Linked DNA regions of Homo sapiens: region 2 is linked to region 1. The links are chromatin contacts, found by Hi-C or POLR2A ChIA-PET in ENCODE. All regions are on one chromosome and are shown on one strand. The core of a region is the stretch at or near the end of the contact, and the rest is flanking DNA. Distances in the headings are between cores, read along the strand shown.

Region 1 (4,255 bases), core at 1,087-3,586:
TTCTTCCCCCACAGGTTTATATGTTGGCTTCTGAAACATAATTCTTAATGTCAAGAGTTTTTAAAAAGCTACAAATTTAACACAATTACAGAATTGGTAGAGGTATGAAACACAGAATGCAACTATCACATCTGAACAAAGTTATAATCCCAGCACTTTGGGAGGCCAAGGAGGGTGGATCACCTGAGGTCAGAAGTTCAAGACCAGCCTAGTCAACATGGTGAAACCCTGTCTCTGCTAAATATACAAAAATTAGCCGGGCGTGGTGGTGGGCGCCTGTAATCCCAGCTACTCGGGAGAGGCTGAGGCAGGAGAATCACTTGAACCTAAGAGGCAGAGGTTGCAGTGAGCCGAGATAGTGCCATTGTGCTCCCGTCTGGGCAACAAGAGCGAAACTTTGCCTCAAAAAAAAAAAAAAAAAAAAAAAGCAACCAAACAGGTAAAATTTACATTACACATTTCCACACAAATCTACGTTTATTCTGTATCTATTATTGGCATCTCTTCATTTTATCCATCAAAAAAAAGAATGCAGAAAAAAAAAAGATGAGTAAGCAATGACTGCCCAATCCCAAAACAAGAAATACATGTTAGCTATAATACAAGACAAAGGACAAGTGCTATTAAACAAGCGGTAATTCAAAGGTGGCAAGAAGAAGGGAAGGCTGCGGGATAAGGCAGTATCTGGGCTAAGTCTTGAAAGATGTCAACCTGAAGGTTACTCCACTATTCCTGTTTCTAAAGTGCTGTGGGGTTCAATGTTAATATACCATTTATCACATTATACTAGAATCATGTGCATGTCTGTCTAACCCAATGATTCTTAAGGGGGAGATGAAGAACTGTCCTCCAGGGGACATCTGGCAATGTGTGAAGCCATTTTTTTTATTATCACAACTGCCTGGGGTACAGAGTGCTACCAGCATCTAGTGGGTAAGTCAGGAATGCTCCTCAACATCCTACAATGCAGAGGACAGCCCCAAAACAAAGAATCATCAGGCCCAAAATATCAACAGTGCAGAGGTTGAGAAATCATAGTCTAACTTGTTAGATTATGAGCACCTTTAGTGCAAGAATTATCATATTCATCTTTGTAATTCCAGTATCTGGCATGCACAGCAAGAGCGCTGTAAGTTATCTGTAGACTCAACAGACCTCAATTTAAAGGTAATGGAAGAGCCAGTAAAGACTTTACAGAAAGCAACATGATCTGTGTTTAGGGAAAATGACTGATACCAAAATGATGTATTGGAACAGTTTCTAGTATCTTACAAAATTTAAAATGCACATATTCTCCAACCTTGGGATTGTGCTTTCAGATGTATATGCTTCAGATATGCATACTTTAACAAAAGAAATGACACATCTGTATAAGGATATCTACTGCAGCATTTTTGAAATAAGATTAAAAATTTTTGTGACATCTGGCCAGGCACGGTGGCTCATGCCTGTAATCCCAGCACTTTGGGAGGCCGAGGCAGGTAGATCACCTGAGGTCAGGAGTTTGATAACAGCCTGGCCAACATGGTGAAACACTGTCTCTACTAAAAATACAAAAAATTAGCCAGGTGTGGTGGCATGGGCCTGTAGTCCCAGCTACTCAGGAGGCTGAGGCAGGAAGATCACTTGAGCCAGAGAGGCGGAAGTTGTAGTGAGCCAAGATTGCGCCACTGCACTCCAGCCTGAGCAACAGAGCAAGACTCCAACTCAAAAAAAAAAAAAAAAAAGTTACACTGATTTTGGGGGAGGAATTAAAAAGATTAAAAATGTAAAAATTTTTTTTAAAAATAAATTTTTGTTAATGCACCAGAAAGGAGGGGGCATGGAAAATGGAAGTTGTTTTTTAAGAGAGAGTCACCCAGGCTGGAGTGCAATGACTCAATCATAACTCACTGTAGGCTTGACCTCCTGGGTTCAATCAATCCTCCCATCTCCGCCTCTCTGAGCAGACAGGACTATGGGCACACATTACTGTGACCAGCTAATTTTTTTTTGTTTTTTGGTAGAGGCAAGGTCTTGCTTGGTTGCCCAGACTGGTTTCAACTTCCTGGCTTCAAGCAATTCTCCCAGCCTCAGCCTCCCAAAGTGCTGGGATTATGCCACCACACTCAGCCTAGATTAGATGTCTTAATAGTAGTCTAGGACAGCGGTCCCCAACCTTTTTGGCACCAGGGACCAGTTTCATGGAAGACAATTTTACTGCTGACAAGGGAGATGGTTTCAGGGTGAAACTGTTCCACTCACTCAGATCATTAGGTATTAGATTTTTCATAAGGAGCTTGCAACCTAGATCCCTCGCATGTGCAATTCACAATAGGGTTCGGGCTCCTATGAGAATCTAATGCTGCTGTTGATGTGACAGGAGGCGGAGCTCAGCCAGTCATGCTTATCGCCCACTGCTTACTTTTTGCACTGTGGCCTTGGCACCCGGGGGTGCAAGACCCCTGGTCTAGGAGACCAGTAAGAGCCAAACTAACAAACTGAGAATGGAGAGGATGAACAGATAACAAAAATATGGCAGAAACAGAACAAAAAGGACTTGGAACTTTCCACCAGGAAACAGAAGATTGAAGTTTGCATGTGTGCCCAGCAGCTAAAGGTAGCTGGAGAAAAAACACAACTGTGCTAATTATTCAAGCAGGCACCCAGTACTGCTGCAATTCTACATCTCACATTTCACTTTCCAATTCTCAGATGACCACTTCATACCTTCTTCCTTCTCAAACTTCCTAACACCTGGCCCTCTCACCCATCTTAGCTTGTTTCTTATCACAAAAGGAAATAAGGAATAATCTGACAAGAATTATCTTATCTTCCAATCAACATATCTGTATCTCTGAATGTCTATCCAATGCCCTTTCCCTGTTATAATGACCCCTACTCCTGTGTCCAACCCTTAAACCTGTGTCCTGTGTTTCACCTTGCTTGTTTTCTTAAAACATCCCTCTCTCATCCTCTTTCATACTTTCTCTCCTCTATCATTAATTTGTGGCGAGATTCTTAGAAAACCAACCTCCTCAACCAGGTCCACCTCCAGCTACCACCTATTTCAATGTTGCTCACAACACGAGTAAAAAAAAAAAAAAAAAAAAAGTCTGTAATTACTCTCACTAAATCCTCTTCACCTTTTAAATCATTCTACTCATGCTTTCCTCCCCAGCACTCTTAATGAAACCACTTGTTAAAAGTCACCAACAATCATTATCTTACTAAATCCAATATCCCGTTCTCTCTCATCTTATGTACCCTCCACAATATATGAATAGATAATGCTAGGCATGGTGGCTCATGCCTGTAATCCCAGCACTTTGGGAGGCTAAGGCAGGTGGATAACGTGAGACCAGGAGTTCGAGACCAGCCTGGTCAACGTGGCAAAACCCCATCTCTTCTAAAAATTACAAAAAATTAGCCAGACATGGCAGCACACATGTGCAGTCCCAGCTACTTGGGAAGCTGTGGTGGTAAGGTCACCTGAGCCCGGAAGGTCCAGGCCAGTGATCATGCCACTGCACTCCAGCCTGGGTGATAGTTGAGACCCTGCCTAAAAAAAAGAAAAGAAAGGGATAAGCATTCCCTCCTCCTTTCTTAAGTAATTTACACACTTGGCTTCCAGAATATACTTGGCTTTCATGGAAGCTCCTTCTGTTTCCTTTGCTAGCTCTTCCTCTACTTCTCACCCTCTATATGTTGGGAATGCCCTAGGACTCATTCCTAAGGCTTTCCCTCAATTTTGGATACTTAAGTTTCAGTTCCTGAATTTCTATTTGGTTATTTTACAAATCTGCAGTGTCATTTCTGTTACAGTCTCCAACTCTGTTAAAATTTTTTCAAGCTTGGCTTGTATTCCCTAGACCACAGTAAGTAGTTTTTAGTCTATTTCCATTGTTTCTGCTGGTTCTCATTCACGGTATCTTACCTTCTCATATGCCTGGTGGGTTACATTTGATTCTGTGCCAGACCCTGCATTTAAAAAGTCTAGAATAGTAACTTGAGGCTCAGAATATGATTTCCCAAGTTCTTCTCTATGTATATTCTTTCTCTACTAAGTTAGAAATTCTTAAACCAGCTGCACTTCAAAATCACTTTGGGATTTTTACAACACAACTTTCCTGGTTTCATGCAGAGCAATTAAACTAGAATTGGGAGGAGGATGAACACAAGTTGTTGGCACTTCTAGAAAGTTCTCTGTGAGATCCTACAATGCAGTCAAAAGTTGGGGCCGGGAGCAGTGGCTCACAAGGCCTGTAAGCCTGTA
Region 2 (4,255 bases), core at 1,301-3,800, 180 kb after region 1:
GCTGGGGAGGCCTCAGGAAACTTCCAATCATGGCAAAGGTAAACAGGAAGCAGGCACAGCCGGAGAAGGAGGAAGAGAGCAAAGGTGTAGGTGCTACACACTTTTAAACAACCAGATCTCATGAGAACTCACTCATTATCACGAGAACAGCAAGAAGGAAATCCACCCCTGCGGTCCAATCGTCTCATACCAGGCCCCTCCTCCAACACTGGGAATTATAATTCAACATGAGATTCGGGCAGAGACAAAAATCCAAACCATATCAACTCCGGTTGTAAAAGTGTAGCTCATCCCAACTCAGTGTTTTGGTAACAAAATATGACTCAGAGATCCTTAATCTCTAGTGCAGATTTTTAAGGGGATTGTTTTTGAATTATTCAACAAAGTGAGTAGGGTAGGGAAGCAAAGAAATTCTTTGTGTAGATGAATCATTTGTAATTTGAAGAACACTGGATAGCTATAAACCAAACTTTATATTTCATTTCCTAGAACATAGATGTGTGTACATGTATAGAGAATATATATTTTAATTTCACATGACAGAATCCTAAGGAACACTTAATTTTTTAAAAAGTACTTATAAACCTTTTAATCTGTGGAAGCTAGAAAAAATTTTATATAACTTTTCCTGTTTATGTGGAGTGAAATTCTTCAGCTAGTTTGAAAAAGATGAAAGTCCTGACATATTTGATAAATTACATCACTCACAAATCAGTAAGTCAGCAGATGGTGCTAATGAAGATTACAACGGGCACTCCCAAATGTATCACTTTCTTGAATTCAGTGAACCATCTGGCAAATAGAAATCATTGGCTATAAATAGTATTGCAAAAAATACAAACAGGCCAAGGGAAATTCCTAATATGCATAGGGTCAGTAGCATTATGTTCATATAAAAAAAGTGCTTTCGTATATAATTATCTCTTTCATAAGAAACCAGAAGTGCACTACTGTATTGTTATCTCTCGATAAGAATATGAAATTGTCGAAAGAATATTCAAAACCCATTTAATGAAAACCAAATAGGAATTCACAAATATTATTACATGTAAAAATATATTCAAATGCAAAAGTACATTTGACCAAAAAAGAAAAAAAAAAAAGATTCCTGAATGGGCAAAGGTTTTTCCCCATCCCCACTTCTTTCAGCCTTCCATCTCCTGTAATAAAAAGATCATTTTTCTTTATCATATTCTTTTTAATTCTAAAGATTCTGATCAGAGAAAGAAATAATCAATTCCACAAAATTCATTCACCAAAAAATTATTTGAAATCCTAATTCATAGTATAAATAATACTGTTAACAATAAGCTTTATCATAATACAAAGTAATCTTTCCAAAGCAGAATGTCTGTGTTATATTTCTAGCTTAAATGATCTTGTCAGAAACTGATGACCTCCTACAATAGTTCTATAGAAATAGTTTTTTATATTTATATGCATATATGTGTTTGTATATATATGCACACATACAGAAATAGAAAATTGTGTGTCAAAAATATACACACTTCCACCTACATATACACTTACTGAGATATAGTAGCTGTAATTTTTATAGGCAGCTCAAGAAATCAAGAAAATATATTTATTCCATGATTCCCCCCAAACCAAGCACATAATGTGTAGTATCCCCAAACTATTTTTAGTTGTTATGTACAAATTATGTGGAAAACTAATGAACACATAAAGATGGGAAAGGGGAAGGAACTGAATCATGGTATAATAAGAATAATAAAACATTTTTCTATTTAAAATGCATTTAGTGAACTTGACACATTGCCCTTCATTATTAAACAACTTAAAAGACTTTCCAAGTATTTGTCTACCTATCTTGAATCAATTTCATCACTCAGATTAATTGACTCATATAATATTACCCAAAAGGTAATGTTAAATGACTACAAGCCCACCAGGGCATATGAAAATGTGTGTATAACACACACACACACAAACACACACACACACACACACACAGTCTGCGTATCTAAAAGTTTAGTTATATTTTCCAGTTGAACATAAATATGTAGTATAATAAATAATAAAATATAATTATCCTTTATTAACAGTTTCAAGAAAGGTAGGATCACAAAAATGAAACATAATTGATGGCTGGTAGGTGTAAAAAATATGTAAAATTAGTTTATTCTACTGATTTCATAATTGGATGGCATATTCTACTAACAGAGCAGCAAGGGTGCAAAGATTGAAATTTAAACCCCTAATTAAGCAGTAGTTTGACAGTTCTAATGTCCTGTACCTGCTTGACACCATGACTCAGTAAGCAATCTCAAATGAAAATTAATACCGTCTATAGTATAATCTTAGTTATAAGTAACAGCTGATCGTGTTTAGAAAATGAAAACCTCAAGTGTTCAAAAATGCTTGTGCTCACCAAAAACAACAAAAACTTCTATATAGTTTTACTCATTCAAGAAACAGCAATTTGTAATAATAAAAAATGGTTTGTGGATTCACTTACAACATCTTGATTACTGTCATTTGATCATAACACAACTGCAACCAACCCGGCTGCCATGTCAGCTTCTCTTCAGGGGCTAGGTCTTTAGTCATAAATCAATGAAATGACTAATTCAATGACTAATGCTTGCAGCCATTCCAGTTTTTGCATCTCACAAAATGTCAATATAGCTACTCAATAACACAATAGACTTATCTTTCAAAATGCTTCCTTCTTTTCTAGGGTTGAAAAATAACACATTACCATTTACATTTAGGGTGAACTTCAGTAACTAAAGTGTTCAATACTTCTGAAATGGTGACCTGCTAAAATAACAACAGTTTTAGTCTCCTCTTGTGGCCAAAGTCACAAACCTCTCCTCTCCTCTTTCTTGATGGTTTAAAATAGTTTTCCAGATCTAAAAGACCCATGAAAGTATTTATTACTGTTTCCTGCATCAGTCTTATTTGCTATAGTAACATTACATGTTAATCTTAAAAAACAAAAACTTTTTCTTTTGCTAAAGAAGCAACTAATAATGCAAATGGAGCTTAGATGTAAACATTACCAAAAAACAAGATGCTAACACAATTAAAAGGATTTAGTAGTTAAAATGGATTTTAACTATTTACATCTGCTTTCAGTGTTATAAATGATGAAAACCTAGTGTTCATATCCCTCATAATAAAAATTTATTCTGCACTTTAATACAAAGGCTATGTTGCATAAACAGAGAGGATTTAAAGCTGTAGCAGAGTGGCTGAATGAAAGGAAAATGGCAATCTTTCTGGCTCCAGTAGATGCCATTCCCTATCACACAATATTTCCCACTCATAAATATATGACAAATACTTCCTCAATCATTTTTTACGAGCAGGGATGCACAGGGGGTAGTCAATGGCTAGCTTGAGGGAAAATAGGAACAGCAGGCGGCAGAAACTGTACAGAAAATGGCTATGTGGTAAATTCTCTTCTGGAACATCATTCAGTTACCCAGTCTTTGATCTTTCAGCTACAATTACACTAACTTCCACAAGATCTGGATCCCTCCCAACCCTCCCCCCAAGACATACACACACCAACCCCAAGCCAGATCATTAGTTATACATAAAACCTATTAAGATTTGGTTTTATAAAATAGGATCATTCATACCTCTACATTATTATAAATTAAAATTTGCTATTTAGACAAGGGTTTACTTTCAATTGGCTATAACCATGTCATCATCACAACTGGTCTCACAAAAAACATGGGGTGTCTGGCGACAGCTAAATCACAGACTGGCGTCTCCTAAGCAGTCTGTCTACCATTAGGGTCTGGGAAATGGTATTTACTATACAATTAGAGCCAGGGAGTTCTACCTGTAATCATCCAAATACAGGTGTGAGAAGTCCCTTTGGGCAAGGAAACTGACTCATCCCTTTTCATGTAAACTTTGATGTCTGTATTGTTTCACAGAGCCTCAGGAAACCTTACCATTCATACCACAATGAGAAGATTTATTAACTGAGGTCAAGTAATAAATTTTAAAATTCATTCCTAAAGGTAACAATTTTTAACACATTAATCATCAAATTTATAAGAATTTGAAAGGCGACAGAACTGATTATTTTAAAGTTAATTACCTGATGGAGGATACTGACCAGCTGAATGAAATCTTTATGTTAAATTTATGCTTTTTAGAACATTACCAATAAAGAGGCTAAATTCATCTTCCTATCAGGAACACAAAATGTCTTATAGTAATATCAACAGGGCATTTTTAGTTGCAGTAATTTCACAGAATTTATTCTAAT

Evidence for each region. A loop is a pair of places that touch in the nucleus more often than their neighbours do. ChIA-PET counts read pairs that join two places held with the same protein, here RNA polymerase II (POLR2A). Pooled maps may share reads with other maps.
Region 2: a loop to region 1 is called in a pooled map, with 12 times the contacts of the local background. The contact joins two enhancer-like sites. A Hi-C loop is called at or near these places in 1 of 50 pooled maps. POLR2A ChIA-PET finds 5 or more read pairs at or near these places in 3 of 52 experiments (OCI-LY7, PC-9 and T-cell).

The regions. Positions count from the first base shown.
Region 1 is chr2:173,938,056-173,942,310 of GRCh38, forward strand. The region is part of intron 4 of SP3 (Sp3 transcription factor); the gene reads right to left. Among named protein-coding and RNA genes, the nearest start is that of SP3, 25 kb to the right of the region's middle. RefSeq lists an enhancer at 2,018-2,157. Within about 2 kb of position 2,337, at least 5 of the 41 ENCODE cell types and tissues checked have a DNase peak (open chromatin) inside an H3K27ac peak, as active enhancers do.
Region 2 is chr2:174,118,006-174,122,260 of GRCh38, forward strand. The region is part of intron 7 of OLA1 (Obg like ATPase 1); the gene reads right to left. Among named protein-coding and RNA genes, the nearest start is that of LINC01960, 95 kb to the left of the region's middle. RefSeq lists an enhancer at 2,811-4,255. Within about 2 kb of position 2,551, at least 4 of the 41 ENCODE cell types and tissues checked have a DNase peak (open chromatin) inside an H3K27ac peak, as active enhancers do.